Linked DNA regions of Homo sapiens: all the other regions are linked to region 1. Evidence: chromatin contacts called from ENCODE Hi-C or POLR2A ChIA-PET data. All regions are on one chromosome and are shown on one strand. Each heading gives the region's core, a stretch centred on a gene start or an enhancer-like site at or near the end of the contact. The rest is flanking DNA. Distances are from core to core; before and after follow the strand shown.

Evidence for each region. Hi-C counts contacts between places; a loop is a spot of excess contacts on that map. ChIA-PET counts read pairs that join two places held with the same protein, here RNA polymerase II (POLR2A). Pooled maps may share reads with other maps.
Region 2: a loop to region 1 is called in a pooled map, with 5 times the contacts of the local background. The contact joins the enhancer-like site here to the promoter of RAD52 in region 1. A Hi-C loop is called at or near these places in 1 of 37 single-sample maps with no recorded cell type and 7 of 50 pooled maps. POLR2A ChIA-PET finds 5 or more read pairs at or near these places in 1 of 52 experiments (H1).
Region 3: POLR2A ChIA-PET joins it to region 1 with 15 read pairs in MCF 10A. The contact joins the enhancer-like site here to the promoter of RAD52 in region 1. A Hi-C loop is called at or near these places in 1 of 50 pooled maps. POLR2A ChIA-PET finds 5 or more read pairs at or near these places in 7 of 52 experiments (A549, AG04450, H1 and 4 more).
Region 4: a loop to region 1 is called in a map of heart right ventricle, with 4 times the contacts of the local background. The contact joins the enhancer-like site here to the promoter of RAD52 in region 1. A Hi-C loop is called at or near these places in 50 of 168 maps with a recorded cell type or tissue (A673, CD4-positive, alpha-beta T cell, CD4-positive, alpha-beta memory T cell and 32 more), 35 of 37 single-sample maps with no recorded cell type and 45 of 50 pooled maps. POLR2A ChIA-PET finds 5 or more read pairs at or near these places in 16 of 52 experiments (A549, AG04450, BJ and 11 more).

Annotation. Positions count from the first base shown.
Region 1 is chr12:947,007-952,386 of GRCh38, forward strand. RAD52 (RAD52 DNA repair protein) reads right to left here and starts at 2,688. Exons shown (of 12, transcript NM_134424.4): 1 at 2,596-2,688. RefSeq lists enhancers at 1,860-2,518, 2,011-2,090, 2,519-3,177, 2,641-2,910.
Region 2 is chr12:717,205-722,584 of GRCh38, forward strand. All of the region lies in intron 2 of LOC101929432 (a long non-coding RNA gene), which reads left to right. Among named protein-coding and RNA genes, the nearest start is that of LINC02455, 3.3 kb to the left of the region's middle. RefSeq lists an enhancer at 2,216-2,265. Within about 2 kb of position 2,862, at least 2 of the 41 ENCODE cell types and tissues checked have a DNase peak (open chromatin) inside an H3K27ac peak, as active enhancers do.
Region 3 is chr12:1,113,530-1,118,909 of GRCh38, forward strand. It overlaps ERC1 (ELKS/RAB6-interacting/CAST family member 1), which reads left to right. Exons shown (of 19, transcript NM_178040.4): 7 at 2,337-2,504. It overlaps LOC124902857 (a long non-coding RNA gene), which reads right to left. Exons shown (of 3, transcript XR_007063157.1): 2 at 4,037-4,093; 3 at 1,885-1,970. Among named protein-coding and RNA genes, the nearest start is that of ERC1, 120 kb to the left of the region's middle. RefSeq lists an enhancer at 1,871-3,070. Within about 2 kb of position 2,087, at least 6 of the 41 ENCODE cell types and tissues checked have a DNase peak (open chromatin) inside an H3K27ac peak, as active enhancers do; they include PC-3, where a contact is called at or near this core.
Region 4 is chr12:1,080,552-1,085,931 of GRCh38, forward strand. ERC1 (ELKS/RAB6-interacting/CAST family member 1) reads left to right here. Exons shown (of 19, transcript NM_178040.4): 3 at 2,613-3,029. Among named protein-coding and RNA genes, the nearest start is that of ERC1, 92 kb to the left of the region's middle. Within about 2 kb of position 2,705, at least 8 of the 41 ENCODE cell types and tissues checked have a DNase peak (open chromatin) inside an H3K27ac peak, as active enhancers do; they include A673, ascending aorta, dorsolateral prefrontal cortex and 1 more, where a contact is called at or near this core.

The DNA of each region.
Region 1 (5,380 bases), core at 1,438-3,937:
TGGTGAACTGAGAATAGAACACTTTAAAAAACACTCCCAGAGGGGCGCAGTGGCTCACGCCTGTAATCCCAACACTTTGGGAGGCCAAGGCGGGAGGATCACCTGAGGTAGGGAGTTCGAGACCAGCGTAACCAACATGGAGAAACCCCTTCTCTACTAAAAATACAAAATTAGCCGGGTGTGGTGGTGCACACCTGTAATCCCAGCTACTCGGGAGGCTGAGGCAGGAGAATCGCTTGAATCCAGGAGGCAGAAGTGGCAGTGAGTCAAGATCTCGCCACTGCAGTCCAGCCTGGGCAACAAGAGCGAAACTCTGTCCCCCCAAAAAAACAACAGACAAACAAAAAAACAAAACTCCCGCCCAGGTGTGGTGGCTCACACCTGTAATCCCAGCACTTTGGGAGGCCGAGGCGGGTGGATCACCTGAGGTCAGGAGTTTGAGACCAGCATTGCCAACACGGTGAAACCCTGTCTCTACTAAAAATACCAAAAATTAGCCTGGCATAGTGGCATGCGCCTGTAAGCCCAGTTACCGAGGAGGCTGAGAGAAACTCTGTCCCCCCAAAAAACAACAGACAAACAAAAAAACAAAACTCCCACCCAGGCGCGGTGGCTCACACCTGTAATCCCAGCACTTTGGGAGGCCGAGATGGGTGGATCACCTGAGGTCAGGAGTTCGAGACCAGCATGGCCAACATGGTGAAACCCTGTCTCTACTAAAAATACCAAAAATTAGCCGGGCATAGTGGCATGCGCCTGTAAGCCCAGTTACCGAGGAGGCTGAGATAGGAGAAGCGCTTGAACCCAGGAGGTGAGGTTGCAGTGAGCCCAGATACGCCATTGCACTCCACCCTGGGCAACAAGAGTGAAACTTCATCTCAAAAAAAAAAAAAAAACAAAAAAAAAACTGCCCTAAACGATACCAGACCTGAGGCCACTGAATTACCTGACCCAACCCAAGAGTTAAATGCTAGTTTCCAAAAACTTAAGTTTTAAATGTCTGTGCCTCAGACTGCGAGTTCTGTGGAGGACTAGACCTAGAAAGCCTAGAAAATCACCAGTATCCATCAAAAATGGAGAAACAAAATGTGGTATATCCACACAATAAATAATTCAGTTATTTAAAAAATGAAGTTGATACATGCTACATACAACATAGATGGACTTTGAATCATGAAGTGAAATAAACCAAACACAAAAGAACAAATATTGTATAATACAGTACTGAGAATGGGTAAATTCATAGATTAGTGCTGCTGGGAGTAGGAGGAAATAATGGGTGTCTGCTAATGGTTTTAAGGTTTCTTTTAGGGATGATAAAAATGTTCTGGAATTAGATAATAGTGGTGATTGCACAACCTTGTGAATATATTAAAACCACTGAATTGCACACTTTAAAAGGGTGAATTTAGACTGGGTGTGGTGGCTCACACCTGTAATCCCTGAACTTTGGAAGGGCGAGGAGTTCGAGACCAGCCTAACCAACATGGTGAAAAATACAAAGTAGCTGGGTGTGGTGGTATGCGCCTGTAATTCCAGCTACTTGAGAGGCTGAAGCAAAGAATCGCTTGAACCCAGGAGGCGGACGTTGCAGTGAGCCGAGACGGCGCCACTGTACTCCAGCCTGGGCAACAGAGCGAGACTATGTCTCCACTTTTTTTTAAAAAAGGGAGTGAATTTAATTGTACGTGAATTATAACTTTTTTTTTTTTGGATGGATTCTCGCTCTGTCCCCCAGGCTGGAGTGCAGTGGTGCGATGTCGGCTTACCGGCACACCTGCCTACTGGGTTCAAGCGATTCTCATGCCTCCGCCTCCCGAGTAGCGGGGATTACAGGCGCCCGCCACCAGGCCTGCCTAGTTTTGTATTTTTAGTAGAGACGGGGTTTCGCTATGTTAGCCAGGCTGGCGTAGAACTCCTGGCCTCAAGCGATCCTCCCGCATCGGCCTTCCAAAGTTCTGGGATTACAGGTGTGAGACGCCGCGCCAGACCTCTATCTCAATGTTATAACAAGGCTCAATACTCAGCTAAAGTGAGCGTCAAATTTTTATTTTTATTTTTTCCCCCGTGACAGGGTCTCGCTCTGTCGCCCGGGACGGAGTGTCGTGGTACGGGTGCGATCTCGGCTCACTGCAGGCTTGACCTCCAGGGAACATGGGGGCATGCCGCCACCATGCCCGGCGTCAAATTCCTTTTAAATCAATCATTTCTTCCCAGCGTCCCCCGCTCCCTGCAACTCAACTTCGTTTAGCTATTAACACAAACTTCAGATTCCCCACGCCTGTCTGCAGGCAGCATCTCCAAGGAAGCGCCACCACGGACACCTGGCTGTCCGCACCGCGGTGGGGTCCCGGCGCGTTGGTGCCAAGTTTCCTGTACCCCGCCTTCCTACCCACCTCTCGGGAGGCCCGGATACTGAGCCCCTCACTGCACTGGTGAACTAGAACAGGCCTCTGGACTCAGCATCTCTACGCTGAGACCTCAGGATCAGGTCCACCGCAGCCCCAGGTTCTCGACCCGGAAGCTGAGCCTTCCCACGCTCCACACCCACGGCTAGAACCACCCCGGGGGAAGCCGCTCTCCTCCCCCACTTACGCGCCTCGGGCAGCGCGCGGTGCACACAGGGAGCTCGATCTAGGCTATGGACAAGGGGAAGAGATCTTAGATGGAGGCCGCGCAGAGGAGAATGGGAAGGGTGCGCGAGCGTCTCTGGGAAGAAGGTCCGAACCCACGCCCAGCGCCGGAGGGGGAAAAAAAAAAACACAGACCAGAGAAGGAACCGTAAATCAAGTCGGAGGGGAAAAGAGCCGCAAAGCCTTCTGCGGCAGCCGTAAAGCAACCTGGAGGCGCGGTGCTGGCTTTTACGTTCTGAGCCGCTCGCCCTGCCGCTTCCCTGCGCGCCCTCTGCCTCCTACTTCCCGCCAGCTTCCCTCGGTCCGCGGCCGTCGGATCTCTGCTGCCCCCTGGTGGGCCTGGCGGTTTCGTCAGGCCTTCAGCGGCTAGTTAGGCCCGGGTGGTTCACACTTCACATGCCCAGTGCCCATTAGGATGCGGGGCCCGCCCACCCATGCACAATTGGGAAAATCTGAGGATGAATGGTTGTCAGAGACCTTCCCAGATTCCGCCCGGGCCGAGGCAGCGGTGGACCTGGTGGTTCTCGCGGCCTCTCACCACCGCCGCGCACATCCAGTCGTCACCGGATGGCGCCTTCGGTTAGCGACGACCGCAGGGAAATGGAGAAGTGCGGCTTGGGGGGCGAAGTCCCCTCTAGAATGTCCCCTGGGGCCGGGCGTGGTGGCTCAGGCCTGTAATCCCACCACTTTGGGACGCCGAGGCGGGCTGATCACGAGGTCAGGAGTTCGAGACCAGCCTGGGCAACATGGCGAAACCCTGTCTCTACTAAAAATACAAAAAATTAGCCGGGCGTGGTGGCGGGCGCCTGTAGTCCCAGCTACTCGGGAGGCTGAGGTAGGAGAATGGCGTGAACCCCGGGGGACGGAGCCTGCAGTGAGCCGAGATCGCCCCACTGCACTCCAGCCTGGGCGACAGAGCGAGGCTCCGTCTCAAAAAAAAAAAAAAAAGTTTTTGTAGCGACAGGGTCTTGCTATGTTGCCCAGGCTGGTCTTGAACTCCTCGCCTCAAGTGATCCTCTTGCCTCAGCCTCCCAAAGTGCTAGGATTACAGGTATGAGCCACTGCACCTAGCCCACTTATCATTCTTTTTGTGGCGAGATATTTTCAACTTACTCTCTTAGAAATTTTGAAATATACAATAAATTATTATTAACTATAGTCACTATGCTGTGCAATAAATCTCAAAATTGTATTCCTCCTGTTTAACTGTTAACTTTGTACCCTGAGACCAACATCTTCATCTCCCCATTATCTCCCCCAGCCCCTTATTCCCCAGCCTCTGGGGAATTTTTAGTAGAGACAGGGTTTCTCCATGTTGGTCAGGCTGGTCTCGAACTCCCAACCTCAGGTGATCTGCTCACCTCAGCCTCCCAAAGTGCTGGGATTACAGGTGTGAGCCACTGTGCCCAGCCAATATTGAGCATTTTTATGAACCTGTTGATCATTTGTATGTCATCTTTTGATAAATGATTTTTTTTTTAAAGAGTCAGGGTCTCAAGCTATCAAGCTGTTGCCCAGACTGTACTGCAGTGCTGCAATCATGGCTCACTGCAACCTCTAACTCCTGGGCTCAAGTGATCCTCCCACCTCAGCTTCCCAGGTAGCTGGGACTACAAGCATATGTCACCACACCTGGCTAATCTAAAATTTTTTTGTAGAGACAAGGTCTTTCTATGTTGTCCAGGCTTTTCACAACTCCTGGCCTCAAGCAATTCTCCTGTCTCAGCCTTCCAAAGCACTGGGATTACAGGTGTAAACCAGTGCACCTGGTGCCCTTTGCCCCCTTTTTAGTCGTGTGATCTGATTTTGCTATGAGTTGTTTGCTTTCTTCACATATTTAGAATAGGATAGTAACCCCTTATTGGATATATGGTTTGCAAATATTTTCTCTCACTCTGTTGTTTTCTTTGTTGTGTCCTTTCATTTCTGATTTTGGTAATTTGTGTCCTCTCCTTTTTTCACTAGTCCAGCTAGATGTTTATTAATTTTACCTGTCTTTTCAAAGAACCAGCTCATGGTTTTATTAATTACTACAATTGTTTTTCCATTTGTTTGTTTCACTGATTTTCATTGTTATCTTCATCACTTCCTTTCTTCTGCTCACTTTAGGTTTACTTTACTTTTCTTTCTTTTTGTTTCTTATGATTTTAACCTTTTTTTGTTTTAAGTAAAGGCATTTAAACTATTAAACTATAAATTTTCCTCTAAGAACTCCTTTAGCTGAATTTTATAAATTCTGAAACATAATTTTTGGGGTAAATGTATTTTAAAGTTACCTACCTGCATGTTATTGTATATATTATATTGTTTTCTTTTTTTTTATGAAAAACTTTTTTTTCTAAGAGACAGCACCTCACTCTGCTGCCCAGGCTATGGTGCAGTGGCACGGTCATAGCTCGCTATAACCTCAAATGCCTGGGCTCAAGTGATCCTCCTGCTTCAGTCTCCTAAGTAGCTAGGATTACAGAGGCTACATGCCCAGCTAAGTAAAAAAACATTTTTTTGGTGGAGGCAGGGTCTTGCTATGTTGCTCAGGCTGGTCTTGAACTCCTAGCCTCAAGCAATTCTCCCACCTTGGCCTCCCAAAGTGCTGGAACTGCAGGTGCATGACACTATGCCTGGCTAATTAAAAAAATTTTTTTTAGAGAGGGGTTCTTACTATGTTTCTCAGGCTTGTCTTAAACTCCAGGGCTCAAGCAATCCTCCTGCCTCAGCCTCCTGAGTAGCTGGGACTACAGGTGCTCACC
Region 2 (5,380 bases), core at 1,612-4,111, 230 kb before region 1:
GTGCTGGGATTACAGGCATGAGCCACTGTGCCTGGCATCAATTTTTTTTTTGAGATAGGGTCTTGCTCTGTTGCCCAGGCTAGAGTGAGGTGGTGTAATCACAGCTCACTGCAGCCTCAACCTCCCAGGCTCAAGCCATCCCCCAACCTCAGTCTCCTAAGTAGCTGGCACCACAAGCATGTGCCACCGTGCCTGGCTAACTTTTAAATTATTTGTAGAGAGGGGGTCTTACTGTGTTGCTCAGACTGGTCTCAAACTCCTGGGCTCAAGTGATCCTCCTGACTTGGCCCCGCAAAGTGCTGGGATTAGAGGGGTGAGCCACCACACCCAGACATAGACCAATTTTTTTTTTTTGAGACGGAGTCTCACTCTGTCGCCCAGGCTGGAATGAAGTGGCTCACTGCAACCTCCGCCTCCCAGGTTCAAGTGATTCTCCTGCCTCAGCCTCCTGAGTAGCTGGGATTATAGGCGTGTACTACCAAGCCCGGCTAATTTTTTTTATTTGAGACGGAGTCTCACCCTGTTGCCCAGACTGAAGTGCAATGGTGTGATCTCGGCTCACTGCAACCTTCACCTCCTGGATTCAAGCAATTCTCCTGCCTTAGCCTCCCAAGTAGCTGGGATTACAGGAGCGTGCCACTGCACCTGGCTAAGTTTTTGTATCTTTAGTAGAGACAGGGTTTCACCATGTTGGCCAGGCTGGTCTCGAACTCCTGACCTCAGAAGATCCACCCGCCCTGGCTTCCCAAAGTGGTGGGATTACAGGCGTGAGCCACCGCACCCGGCCAGCTCAATTTTTTTTTTTTTAAGTCAAGTATCTTGCCCAAGGTCACAAAATAAGACGACTAAATCATAATGTTTGACCAGGAACAGTTACAGAATTTACAGGGCCCATTTACAGAATTTCCATTCACAAAAGGAAAATGTGGGACCCCTTGTTCAATTACTACGAGGAATTTGAAGACAGTGACAGCGGAGATGGGAACTCTGGCCCTGCATATGTCGCTTGCCCAGGAAGCCAGCCCTTTACATGGTACAGGTAAAGCCAGGCATAGACCTCAGGTCTCGTGGTTCCCAATCAGGTGTGTAAATGTCTCAAGCAGACAAGTGGTTCTCAAACACAGGGACACCAATGCCTGGGGTTCCTCTATTTCTCTATTGGTTAGACTTTTTGGGGTTGCTTTACTGTCATCACTCAAGTTTAAGAAACACTGGGGCATCTCTCTTCCTATCAAAGGTCAGTCCCTCCACACAGCGACAGAACCATGTTTTGTGGGGTCCTGAAACCTACATAACTCGAGGGGCCTCTTTAAGAAAAAGAATATAAAATTATGGCTGGGCTCAGTGGCTCATGCCAATCCCAACTCTTTGGGAGGCCGAGGCGGTTGGATCACGAGGTCAGGAGATCGAGACCATCCTGGCTAACACAGTGAAACCCCGTCTCTACTAAAAATACGAAAAATTAGCCAGGCGTGGTGGCCGGCACCTGTAGTCCCACCTAGTCAGGAGGCTGAGGCACGAGAATGGTGTGAACCCGGGAGGCGGAGCTTGCAGTGAGCCGAGATTGCGCCACTGTGCTCCAGCCTGGGCGACCATCTCAAAAAAAAGAAAAAAGAAAGAAAGAAAAAGAATATAAAATTATAAATAAAATGTAAGTGTTGACAGGCCCATGCAAGTGAGGAGCCCTAAGTCTTTGGCTTCATTGACTTTGTGATAAATCTTTCTCTTCCTGCACCTGTGTCCCTGATGTCATCTCCTGTCACCTTCTCAAGGACTTGGCTTCTTTGATTATCCCTTCCCTTTCCTGTGTCTTTAACTTCACTCCATCTACCACTATTTACATGCTTTTGTCCTCTTTGACTTCTCGTCTCTCTCCAGGAGCCTTCCTTGTCTCTGATCTCTTCAGAGGCAACCTTCTCGGGAGAGTTAAGTCTTCACACACTACTCCTTCGCCTTCCATTCCCCTTCCTCCTGTTCCTGCCGTGACTGAAGTGCGAGTCAGTCACTCTGCTCGCGGAGTTCAATTAACGAGAGTGAGGTCTGGTGGAAAGAAAGTGATTTATTTCCAAAGCTGGCTTAGGGGAAGAGGCACAGGCATCCTGCCTTTAAATGTGCACTTCTCTTTTGGAGCAGAAAGCAGGCACTTTTAAAAGTCAGGGGAGAGAGCAAGCAAGGCAGGGCCTTATCTACTGGGCAGCCGAGCTGGTGACTGCTGGCATCTTACTAGGCTGAAAACTCTCCAAGTGGGAGAGAGCAAGCAAGGCAGGGCCTTGTCTACTGGGCAGCCGAGCTGGTGACTGCTGGCATCTTACTAGGCTGAAAACTCTCCAAGTGGGAGAGAGCAGTGGGCGTGCTTTTTGACTGCTATCTCTCTAGCAGCCTCCTGGAGGGTGAGAGTTCCATTGTGGGCATACTTCGGTCGGCAAATGGACTGTTAACTCTCGAGGAGAGTTCAGTCTGGAAGCACAGTTAGAAGAACTTGCCCTGTAGGGAGTGTCTGGTGAAGGGGAAGTAAAAGGCTACATTTGCATTTCTTTTTTTTTTTTTTTTTTTTGAGACGGAGTCTTGCTGTCGCCCAGGCTGGAGTGCAGTGGTGCCATCTCGGCTCACTCTTAAGTTCCGCCTCCCGGGTTCACGCCGTTCTCCTGCCTCAGCCTCTTGAGTAGCTGGGACTACAGGCGCCCGCCACCACGCCCGGCTAATTTTTTTTTTTTTTGTATTTTTAGTAGAGACGGGGTTTCACCGTGGTCTCGATCTCCTGACCTCGTGATCCGCCCGCCTCGGCCTCCCAAAGTGCTGGGATTACAGGCCTGAGCCACATATTTGCATTTCTAAAAGACAAGTAGGAAATGAAGAACCAAGGAAGTGAGAAAAGAAGAGAGAGAGAAAAAAATAATTAAAATATCTCTTAGAAAAAACTGTGAATACTCGGTTACGCTACCTTGCTTCTGTTCCCATCCCTTTGCTGAAAAATGGATTTTGTCATGTTTCTCAACAATATATAGCTTGCTTGTTGCTTGAACCTATGAATCTCCACTCATTTCTACTACTGGACCTCTCAGCAACATTCGCCATAGCTGGGAACTCTCTTTTTCTTCAAGCTCCTTTCTCGGCTTCAATGACCCCACAACCTCCTTGTTTTACTCTTTAGGTCTCTGGTTGTTCCCTTTGTTCTCTTTTGCAGGGCCCTTGTGTTCTACACAAACTCTAATAGTGTGATAGATGAAGTAACTAAACCATACAGGACTCAGTCCTAGTGTATTAGTCCGTTTTCAGCCTGAGACTGGGTAATCTATAAACAAAAGAGGTTGAATTGACTCACAGTTCTGCATGGCTGAGGAGGCCTCAGGAAACTTACAATCATGGTGGAGGGCAAAGGGGAAGGAGAGACCTCTTCACAGGGTGGCAGGAAAGAGAGAGAGAGAGAGAGCACAGGGAAAACTGCCTCTTCTAAAACCATCAGATCTCCTGAGAACTCACACACTATCACAAAACAGCTTGGGGAAACGGTCCCGATGATCCAATCACCTCCCACCAGGTCCCTTCCTCCACACGTGGGGATTACAATTTGAGATTAGATTTGGGTGGGGACACAGAGCCAAACCATATCACCTAGAGCCCTGATCCCTTTTTTTTTTTTGAGATGGAGTCCGGCTCTATCACCCAGGCTGGAGTGCAGTGGGGCGATCTCTGCTCACTGAAACCTCCACCTCCCAGGTTGAAGCGATTCTCCAGCCTCAGCCTCCCAAGTAGCTGGGACTATAGGTGTGCGCCACTGCATACAGCTAATTTTTTTTTTTTTGGTATTTTTAGTAGAGATGGGGTTTCACCATGTTGGTCAGGCTGGTCTTGAACTCCTGACCTCAGGTGATCCGCCTGCCTCAGCCTCCCAAAGTGCTGGGATTACAGACCTGAGCCACTGGGCTGGGCCATAGCCCCTATCTCTTCTCTATTTATACACTCTTCCTAACCACTGAGGTGGTGATATTTGCATCAAGAACTTAAGGAGGTGAGAATATGTGGCCATCTGAGGTAAGAGCATTCCAGGCATGAAGGAGACAGCAAGGAGGCCAGTGTGGTGGAGTGAGTCAATGACAGGGAAAGAAGCTGGAGATGAGGTCACAGGTAGTGAGAATGGTGGACAGATCACGTGAAGCCTAAGTCGGCCATTGTAATGCCTTTGCCTTTGGTTTTTCCTCTGAGCAAGGTGAGATGCCAGTGCCGGGCTACGAGCAGAGGCTGCCATGGTTCTAGCTTACATCTTAGTAGGATCACTCTTATGTGCTAAATGTGAACGAACGGGTGAACGAACAGAGGAGTGGATGGAAGAGCATGGAAACAAGAAAGAAAATAGAGGGCCAGGCGCAGTGGCTCACACCTGTGATCCCAGCACTTTGGGAAGCCAAGGCGGGTGGATCACCTGAGGTCGGGAGTTCAAGACCAGCCTGGCCAACATGGAGAAACCCCGTCTCTACTAAAAGTACAAGATCAGCCGGTCGTGGTGGCAGATGCCTGTAATCCCAGCTACTTGGGAGGCTGAGGCAGGAGAATTGCTTGAACCCGGGAGGCAGAGGTTGCAGTGAACCGAGATTGTGCCATTGCACTCCTGTCTGGGCAACGAGAGTGAAATTCTGTCTCAAAACAAAAACGAAAACAAAAATAAAAACAAAAGTTATCCGGGCATGGTGGCACATGCCTGTAATCCCACCTACTGGGGAGGCTGAGGCAGGAGAACGGCTTGAACCCGGGAGGCGGAAGTTGCAGTGAGCTGAGATCGCACCACTGAACTCCAGCCTGTGACAGAGCGAGATTCCTCAAAAAAAAAAAAAAAAAAAGAAAGGAAGGAAGGAAAGAGAGAGAGAGAGAGAAAGAAAGAAAGGAAAGAAGGAGATAAAGAGAAAGAAATAGAGAAAAGAAAGAAAGAAAGAAAGAAGGAAAGAAGGAAAGAAAGAAAGAAAGAAGGAAAGAAAGAAGGAAAGAAGGAGATAAAGAGAAAGAGAAAGAGAAATAGAGAAAAGAAAGAAAGAAGGAAAGAAGGAAAGAAAGAAAGAAAGAAGGAAAGAAGGAGATAAAGAGAAAGAGAAAGAGAGAAATAGAGAAAAGAAAGAAAGAAGGAAAGAAGGAAAGAAAGAAAGAAAGAAAGAAAGAAAGAAAGAAAGAAAGAAAGAAAGAAAGAAAATAGGAAGACTCATGGAGAAGTATAACTCCAGGGTCTCTTCGTCACCACATTACAGACATGAAGACCATCTAAGGTGCCAGCGTTGCTTGCTGCAGCTGTCTCCTCAGGCTTGCAGGAGGGGCAGGGAAGACACTTGAGCTCAGGAGAGAAAAGAAGCAGCTGGCTGCTGGTGAGATGGGAGGAAGACCTGAGGCAGCTTCA
Region 3 (5,380 bases), core at 837-3,336, 170 kb after region 1:
TAAGACTGGAATAAAAAAATACAGCATTTAAAAAACCAAACTTGGGCTACTTTTGTAGATTTGCTATTTATGGTCCACTTTATAGTATATATTAAAAAGGGAAATATTTTGGTGGAAAGGGTCTAATTTGGTTTATGGAAACCATATATTGGCTAGAGGGAAGGTTGATCAATAACTTCCTTTTTAAAATAGCTACTATTAGTAATTTCTGCATTGAGTCAGACAACAGGCTAAGCACATTTCACGCTTTATTTTACTGAATCCATAAACAGTACAGTGGCATTCGTATAATTTCTCCTTATTACTAATTAGGAAACTGATTAGGAAAGTAATTATTCAGGGACACATAGCTAGCTTAGTTCTGATAGGTGAATGTCTGCAAAGCCTTGTGCTCCTAAGCTTTGTATTATATTTGCTTCCCCTTTATAATGTCTTCCCTTCTCAGTCTTTAAGGAAAATTTGTGCTTCTAAACTCTGCTTTTCTTTTCTTTTTTTCTTTTTCTTTATTTTTTTGAGACAGAGTCTTTCTCTGTCGCCAGGCTGGAGTGCAGTGGCGAGATCTCGGCTCACTGCAACCTCTGACTCCCTGGTTCAAGCGATTCTCCTGCCTCAGCCTCCTGAGTAGCTGGGATTACAGGCATGCGCCACCATGCCCAGCTGATTTTTGTATTTTTAGTAGAGATGGGTTTCACTATGTTGGCCAGGATGGTCTTGATCTCCTGACCTTGTGATCCACCCGCCTCGGCCTTCCAAAGTGCAATGATTACAGGCGTGAGCCACTGCACCCGGCCTAAACCCTGCTTTTCATTTAAAATATTTTCTTTTCTTTCTTAGTCTTTAAGGTCAATATAGCATTATTTGAAGCTTACTTAATAATGCAGATGATGACGAAACAGATTTTTATATTTATTTTTGACCACGTGATTGGAGGTAGCTGGAAATTTGAATAATCTTAGTCATAGTTCTTTAGCTGAGAAAATGGTAACACTTTGAACATCCCCCAAAATATTCATTCATACAACAAATGTGTTTTTGTTACAATCAGTGTGTTAGGGAATGGAATAGTGTTAATGGGTTGTTTTTATTGGTGAAGGGATATCATAAAAGACTCCACGTTGTTACAGTGTGTGCTAACTCTTGGGTACATACTATTTTGCAGGATGAATATAGCCACCGTTTAAAATTATCTTCCACTGATGTTTTTAGTATCCTCAGGTACTTTGTATACAATAAGCATACAGAAATATTTGTTGAATGAATGAATAACTATATCTCTAAAAAGAGATTTTATGCATATGAGAAAAATACTTAATCTTTTTTGAAACAGAAGGCTAAATTGGAAATTTATTTTTGGTGTTCCTCAAAGGTCTAATTTTAATTAATGTGAAATTTATTTCTTCATGGGAAATTGTTCTCAAAAGCTTTATCCCTTATACCTAAGATTATTACAATTACAATACTTTAGATACATTCAAGTTTTTGAAAATGAAAAGATAACTTTTTGTTTCATCAGTGACACCGAAATTACTGACTTGTCAAATGTATACTTCCAATAATTAGTATCTTTTTTAGTTCCTTGTTAGGTGGTAGACATAATTTAAAAGGAGATGTAATTTCTGTTTACATGGCTTCCATTTAGGGTAAAAAACTATTTTTAAAATTCTTAGAAAACAGGAATGTAAAGAAGGTGTTAGAAAGAAAATACTTTCAATGTTAAGAGAGAAATTAATCAATACACATAACATCAAATTATAGGATTTTACAAAACCATGTTATGTATAACATTAAAAGTGGCTTTTTAAGATAAGAATTTTATGCAAACTTTTGAGAATGAAAAAGATAACAGTGAAAAATTAGCACAACAGCAGCAGATTTTGAATTTTAAATAGTACTAGGAGGTTTCTAAAACCTTTTTTGTTATATCTGCACTCATCCTGCATTTGATCCATCATGTTCTGAAGAGGTCTCACCTAGAAAAATGAAAACCATTTCATCAGTACAGTGGTGTTCAGTTGCTTACTGCTGTCTCATAGTCATCTAATTGAATTGGAATTTCCTTTCCCTCCATTCCCTTTCTAAGAGGTTTCAAAGAATATTTAGAAGACACAATAAATGAAAACTGGACATTTCCCTATTGGTTGAATAAGTTTAGTGGTTTTTTTTGGCTCAGGGTTGGGGAGATCCAAGGTTATGTCATGCAAAAAGATGAATATGACCTATCACACAGTTCGTGCTGCATTTAGTTTCATATTTTGTGACTCAGATCTGTGAAAGATACAGATAAGAGGTGTTTGTTTTATTTCTTTTTTCCTTAAAGTGTTTTACTTCTTTTCTAGATTGGCCAGGTGAAACAGGAGCTGTCCAGAAAGGACACAGAACTACTCGCCCTGCAGACAAAGCTAGAAACACTCACAAACCAGTTCTCAGATAGTAAACAGCACATTGAAGTGTTGAAGGAGTCCTTGACTGCTAAGGAGCAGAGGGCTGCCATCCTGCAGACTGAGGTAGAAACAATTCTGGGATTTGTGGGGAGTTGGTTTCTTGGCACCTTTTCATAAGCGTTACCTGTGCTGTTTTTGTTATGTTTAGAATTGGGAAATATGAGTAATGTTATGATTAATTCTTCAGCAGCGTGATCAGTCACTGTGCTAAAATGTAACCATCTTATTTCAGTTGTTCTTAGATCTAACAAGTTAAAACAGGTGCAGTTTATGTTTTTAATTCTTTAAACTTTTGCCAAGTCTGTACTTCAAAGTATACTCTGACAGTATTAAAAATAAAAGGATAATTGTAAAAGAGAAATCATTGATTTAGAAGCTTCAGTTCAACCCCTGGTGAATTTTCTAGTCATGAATGACAATGAGCTTGGTTACACTGTGTTTGGAGTACATTTAAGTGTCTTTAAGTTGTGATATTATGAATAACTGTATATAGGAAACTGGAATCTGTTAAAGTTCTAGATAGTCTAATTTTAAACCACAGATTATTAGACAATGTGTCTTCATATCCTGTTTGAAAATAAAGTTAGTGTTTTTAGAATTTTTTTTTTTTTTTTGAGATGGCCTCTCGCTCTGTTGCCCAGGCTGGAGTGCAGTGGTGTGATCTTGGCTTGGCGTGATCTTGGCTCACCACTACCTCCGCCTCCTGGATTCAGGTGATTCTCCTGCCTCAGCCTCCTGAGTAGCTGGGATTATAGGCGCATGCCACCAAGCCTGGCTAATTTTTGTATTTTTAGTGGAGATGGGGTTTCACCATATTGGCCAGGCTGGTCTCGAACTCCTGACCTCTTGATCCGCCCGCCTCTGCCTCCCAAAGTGCTGGGATTACAGGCATGAGCCACCATGCCCGGGCAGTGTTTTTCAAAATCTTGGAAGATGATCTAGACTATTGGCTATGACTTCAGTTAGGTATCCACCATCTTCAGATAGGTATATGACTTCAGATAGATATTTAGTGTATTTGCTAAATAATCCCAGATCGATTCTTATCTATCTTACTTTCAATGATCGAAGAGAAAGAGTTGATGATACCATGTGGATTTACTGTCTTAATATAAATATTTTTTAAAGGTTGCAGTGAAATAGATAATTTAAGAATAGATAAGTAGTTTTGCTTTATAGAAGAAACATAAAGCATATGATGTAGATTAGCTTTTTTTCTTTAAAGAAAAATAAGAACATAATTTGGTGGAAAAAAGGAATGAGGAGGAAAAGAAAGAATAAAAACCTCATAGTCTTAGAAGACAAGAATCTTCCAATAAGGAAGAATGAAGAAGGAACCTAAACTGTTTCATGTAATATTTTTATCTGTACAATTTGGGGCTTTGTTAAAAATGGGAGATTTTAGCTGACATGTTTGTCATTTTTCTTATAACTTACACTTTTTCTATTTTAGTTATGTTTCATTTTGTTATGATGTCAGCTCCATTCTACCTCACAGAGATATTTGGGTATAAAATCATGAGATGCAGTAGTGGCTAAGGCTTTGGCTCTAGAGTCATGTTTACTGAGTTTGGACTTCCATCTTTACCACTTACTATGAGTCGCGTGATCCTGGGAACGTATTCAACTTCCTTACACTTCACTTTTCACGTCTGTAAGGTGAAGAGAATAGTAGTGCTTAACTCATAAGTTTGTTGTTAGAATTAAACTCGTTTATTTACTGCCAGTGTCTGGCACATAGTAAAGTCTTTGTACATTCGTCATTGTTATCATTTTATAATTCTTCTAATAAAATCAACTAATGCATATACTGTTGAGATGTTAAGAGAACATAGTATTTAGATGATCTGCATTTTCTTACTTTTATTAAGCTAAACTTAGGTTTATTCAGGGAATTATAAATATGAAATCATCTAGATAATGTTACCTGCAAAGTTATTCATTTATAGCTTTATTTTAAAAATTTTTTGTGGGTGCATAGTAGGTATATATATTTATGGGGTATGTGAGATATTTAATACAGGCATACAATGTGAAAATAAATTATGGAGAATGGCGGTATCCATCCCCTCAATCGTGTATCCTTTGAGTTACAAACAATCCAATTACACTCTTTAAGTTATTTTAAAATGTAATAGCTTTATTAATCGTTTTTCACTTCAGTAGCTTGAGTGCATGCAATACAGCAAAAGGGTCAGAAGAGGGTGCCAGTGTTCTAGAGGTCAGCCGCACTTCCAAGTTTGCTACTGTAATAGCTTTGGATGGAGGTGGCAGGTGTACAAACCAGAGAACCAAGCAGTTGGTTAATGATAATGCAAACATTTAAAAGCTTGTCACAGTCTAATAAATGACTTTTCCCCCTTGGCAATCCATGCTTCTCTTTGTACCCCCCTCAAATAATATTCTTATTAGCCAGGTCTCACCCAGATGGGCTTGTGATTGGTTTCTTGTACCATAGAGAATAGATTGTATTTATTGTCATTCATGAATGGTTTTTAGTTTTTAGCCATTGCAGGAGTAGCTGAGTCTCAGTGATTATTTCTGTAAGTTACTAGGGCCACTGCGCAAATAGAACCATCTCATCATAAAAGATAAAAGAATGAAAGCTAACTTTCTTTGGAATTTGGGATGATTTTAAGAATGTAATATGTCTATTTATTAGCATTGCTTAAAAAATTACTCTGGTGGCACTTGACAAGAGTCACCTTTTCCAATGTAACTTGCCAGTGTTAGAGCCCAGTAAAAGGCAGTTTATACCAGCTCTTTGAAAGTTTTCATGTGTTTCTATAATTTGCTCTTAGTTGATTTCATCTTTTCTGCAGCTATCCCAGACTTCGATCTAACACTCGGATTACTAAATTAAGTATATATGAAAAAAGAACATGGAGCATGGAGTTTTTCTTTCATTTTTATTTTTAGAGATAGAATCTTACTCTGTC
Region 4 (5,380 bases), core at 1,455-3,954, 130 kb after region 1:
CACATGTTGTGGGAGGGCCATAGGAGGAGGTAATTGAATCATGGGGGCCAGTCTTTCCCATGCTATTCTCGTGATAGTGAGTAAGTCTCACGAGATCTGATGGGTTTATCAGGGGGTTCCGCTTTTGCTTCTTCCTGATTTTCTCTTGCTGCCGCCATGTAAGAAGTGCCTTTTGCCTCATACCGTGATTCTGAGGCTTCCTCAGCCATGTGGAACTGTAAGTCCAATTAAACAAGTGCCTTTTGCCTCATACCGTGATTCTGAGGCTTCCTTAGCCACGTGGATCTGTAAGTCCAATTAAACCTCTTTTTGTTTCCAGTTTTGGGTATGTCTTTATCAGCAGCGTGAAAACGAACTAATAGAGCAGCCACCTTATTTCCAAAAAAAAAAAAAGATTTTTTCAATGGATAATGCAGGTATTTATACCCTTATTTAAAGTATGAGGGATCTGAAACCCAGAAAGATGGTGACATGTCTAAATGTCATAACTAGTCAGCGTGAGAGTCAGAACTGAAACTCATGTTTTCTCATCACAGTTTCGTGTTCTTCCCAGTATGGTACACTGCTTAGGCCTTGAATACAAGGAATGATCTTTTATTGTTGCTTCTTCATTCCTAAAAATAAGATTTTTGATGTCACAGCCTTTTGGAATTCATTGTATAATGTGCTGGAATTTACATAACCATTCAGATTAAAGGTTCGTGTACCTTCTTTAGGGATAGAAGCTAAAGATCTACCCTCTCAAACATTTTAGTAGTTCATCTGCATTAACACCTTTATTTAATTAGCCACCCATGTTGTTACCGTCCCCTGTATAAAAAGCTTTGCATATTCTAACTTAAAAAAACTTTGCTATATTATTATCTTTGGGTATTACCAGTTTTGATTTCTGCAATCTGCTCTGTTTTTGCTACTAGAGGAGGAAAGCTGATTTGGAGTTTTCTTTTTTTCTTGGTTCTAGTTTTAGTGGGCTGCAAGGATTGCTTTGAATGCCAGCTCTATCACTTACTCTGTGATCTTGGACAAGTGCTTAAACCTCTCTAAGCCTCGTGCCCTCATTTATAAAATTAAATAATAGTACATGTGTTGGGTATCTAAAATAGTCAAATTCACAGAATCAAAGTGTGTAATGGTAGTTGCCGGGGGTAGGGGGAAATGGAGAGTTACTAATCAACAGGAATATAAACTTTTGGTTGAGATGAATAAACTCTACAGATTTGATGTATAACATTGTACCTGTAGTCAGCAGTAATGCATTGTACACTTAAAAGTTGTTAGGAAAGTAGATGTCATGTTAAGGGTTTTTACTACAGTAAAATAAAAAAAGAGTCCATGTGTCATAATGAAGATTAAATAACATAAAAAATGTGTGGTACAATCTGGCATATACAAACTACTTGTTAAATGTTAATATTTATTATTTAATGTTTATAATACTTAAAAGTCATTTTGTATTTCGCTGTCCTTCGGTTTTGCTTGTTTGTTTGTTTGTTTTGACACGGAGCCTTGCTCTGTCACCCAGGCTGGAGTGCAGTGGTGTGATCTTGGCTTACTGCAAACTCCACCTCCCAGTTCAAGCAATTCTTCTGCCTCAGCCTCCTGAGTAGCTGGGATTACAGGTTCGTGCCACCATGCCTGGCTAATTTTTCTATTTTTAGTGGAGACGGGGTTTTACCACGTTGGCCAGGCTGGTCTTGAACTCCTGACCTCGTGATGTGCCCGACTCGGCCTCCCAAAGTGCTAGGATTACAGGCGTGAACCACCGTGCCTGGCCAATTTTTGTATTTTTAGTAGAGATGGGGTTTTATCATGTTGGCCAGGCTGGTCTTGAACTCCTGGTGATCCGCCTGCCTCGGCCTCCCAAAGTGCTGGGATTATAGGTGTGAGCCCCCGCGCCTGGCCATCCTTTGTATTTTTTGATGAAAAAAAAAAATTTTTTTTTTTTTTTTTTTTTTAAGACAGAGTTTCACTCTTGTTGCCCAGGCTGGAGTGCAATGAGTGCAGTCTTGGCTCACTGCAATTCCCACCTCTCAAGTTCAAGCGATTCTCCTGTCTCAGCCTCCCGAGTAGCTCAGATTACAGGCACACGCCACCACGCCCGGCTAACTTTTGTATTTTAGTAGAGACAGGGTTTCATCATATTGGTCAGACTGGTCTTGAACTCCTGACCTCAGCTGATTTGCCCACCTTGGCCTCCCAAAGTGCTGGAATTACACAGGTGTGAGCCACCACGCCCGGCTGTTTTGATGAAATTTTTTGAAAGAATGTATTCATATTCCTGTAGATTTCCCATTTCCCACATTCCCTCAAATTTAGTTTCCGTGTTAATATCTTCTATTAATTTTGAACAGTGTCTTTATTGTAGTTTATGCAAAGTGAGGAGTGAGTGCCATACTTATTTTGCTTCCTGTTGAGAATAAACTGAAGTTAAATTACTGACATTTTGCATATTATCTCAATCATTTTTTAAGGACCTGTAAAACAGAATAAGGTGAATCCTAATTTGCTAGATGCAGATTTCTTGTAGCTATTTTTGATTCCTGCAGGCTGCTCTGATTTGCTACTTGAGGAGGAAAGCTGATTTGGGGGTTTTCTTTTTGTCTTGGTTCTAGCACATGCAGATGACAATCCAGGCTCTCCAGGATGAATTGCGGATCCAGAGGGACCTGAATCAGCTGTTTCAGCAGGATAGTAGCAGCAGGACTGGCGAACCTTGTGTAGCAGAGCTGACAGAGGAGAACTTTCAGAGGCTTCATGCTGAGCATGAGCGGCAGGCCAAAGAGCTGTTTCTTCTTCGAAAGACATTGGAGGAAATGGAGCTGCGTATTGAGACTCAAAAGCAGACCCTAAATGCTCGGGATGAATCCATTAAGAAGCTTCTGGAAATGTTGCAGAGCAAAGGACTTTCTGCCAAGGCTACCGAGGAAGACCATGAGAGAACAAGACGACTGGCAGAGGCAGAGATGCACGTTCATCACCTAGAAAGCCTTTTGGAGCAGAAGGAAAAAGAGAACAGTATGTTGAGAGAGGTATGTGACTACTTTTTTAGTTTTATGATTTGTTGGTTATCTTTTTTTTCACTGATTAATCAGCATCTTGGCCCCAGTGAATCTACGTGCTCTGCCGTGCTGGTGGAAGAGAATTTCATCCTTTGTATTTAAGTGCGTCACTGATTTCTGTTCTGATTTGCCCTGTTGTATGGGATGACATTGTCTGGTATGTATGCTGGCTCAGTGACTTTCTGGGTCTTTTCTCTCCTGCTCCCCTGATTTTGAGAGTTCATTTGTTGCTAAAGGGGTAAAAAATTCCTTGATTTTTCACTCATCTCTAGATCTGTTCATAGAGACAACAAACACAACAAAACCAGAATCAGAATAGCTAACCATTGCTTAATTTAAAAATATTAGTAAAAGAGAGTAAGCGGTTATCTCAGCTTATGTGTGCTTATAAAAGTCCTTGGCAGCAATAATGGATATTTGCCCTGTGGTTTCCATGGAAACTGTTGCCTTGCTGTAAAAGATACGTGATAAAAATCATTGGCTGCCATGGAGGCATAGCTGGAGAGAGTGATGTAGAGACACAGTGTTACTTATTTTTAGCTGACCTAGGTGACTACTGATAATTTTTTACTTTTCTAAATAATGTATCATTTTAAGAAGGCGTAAAGGAAGAAACCATCTTATATTGAATTAAAAAATTAATAGCCATAATAACTTTTCTATATATAGTTGGACTTCAGGTAATTTTCACTTTTGGGCAGGGGAAAATAAATCCCTAATCTGTGTTAGTATGAGTCTGAATAATTCCTTTTTAAATAAAATGTGAGGAAGGAGGTTTAAAAAATGGCGTATTCCCAAAGCAGCAAAATAATAATTTTTAAAAATACTTCTAAATTTGTAGGTTGTTCTATAATTTTTCCTTTTGTAAAAAGTCTGAAATCTTTTTTAACAGTGAGGGCATTTTTATTTTTGAAGTAGAACATCATTGTTTTTTAAAAACATGATGTTATTACACTGGAAATCCATTGTAGTAAAATTGGGAAATAGATTAACAAAAACTTATAACTCAAAGTATTGTTACCTAGTAGTAATTATTAACTTATGTATATGCTTCCAGTCATTTTTTTTTTATTTTAAATTTTTATTGTTTTTATTTTTAGAGATAGGGTCTCACTCTGTCACTCAGGCTGGAGTGCAGTGGCATGATCATGGCTCACTGCAGCCTTGAAATCCTGGGCTTAGGTGAGCCTTCTGCCTTAGCCTCCCTAGTAGGTAGGTCTACAGGTGCATGCCACCATGCATTGTTAATTTTTAAATTAAAAAAAAAATTTTGTAGAGACAGAGTCTCCCTATGTTGCCTAGGCTGGTCTTGAACTCCTGGCCTCAAGCAATCCTCCCTCCTTGGCTTCTGAAAGTGCTGACATTACAGGCAATATGCCTATGCCTGGCCCATTATTATTATTGTTGTTGTTGTTGTTGAAAGTGCTGAGATTACAGGCAATATGCCTATGCCTGGCCCATTATTATTATTATTGTTGTTGTTGTTGAAAGTGCTGAGATTACAGGCAATATGCCTATGCCTGGCCCATTATTATTATTATTGTTGTTGTTGTTGAAAGTGCTGAGATTACAGGCAATATGCCTATGCCTGGCCCATTATTATTATTATTGTTGTTGTTGAAAGTGCTGCGATTACAGGCAATATGCCTATGCCTGGCCCGTTATTATTATTATTGTTGTTGTTGTTGAAAGTGCTGAGATTACAGGCAATATGCCTATGCCTGGCCCATTATTATTATTATTGTTGTTGTTGTTGAAAGTGCTGAGATTACAGGCAATATGCCTATGCCTGGCCCATTATTATTATTATTGTTGTTGTTGAAAGTGCTGAGATTACAGGCAATATGCCTATGCCTGGCCCATTATTATTATTATTATTGTTGTTGTTGTTGAAAGTGCTGAGATTACAGGCAATATGCCTATGCCTGGCCCGTTATTATTATTATTGTTGTTGTTGTTGAAAGTGCTGAGATTACAGGCAATATGCCTATGCCTGGCCCATTATTATTATTATTGTTGTTGTTGTTGAAAGTGCTGAGATTACAGGCAATATGCCTATGCCTGGCCCATTATTATTATTGTTGTTTGTTGTTGTTGAAAGTGCTGAGATTACAGGCAATATGCCTATGCCTGGCCCATTATTATTATTATTGTTGTTGTTGTTGAAAGTGCTGAGATTACAGGCAATATGCCTATGCCTGGCCCATTATTATTATTATTGTTGTTGTTGTTGAAAGTGCTGAGATTACAGGCAATATGCCTATGCCTGGCCCATTATTATTATTATTGTTGTTGTTGAAAGTGCTGAGATTACAGGCAAT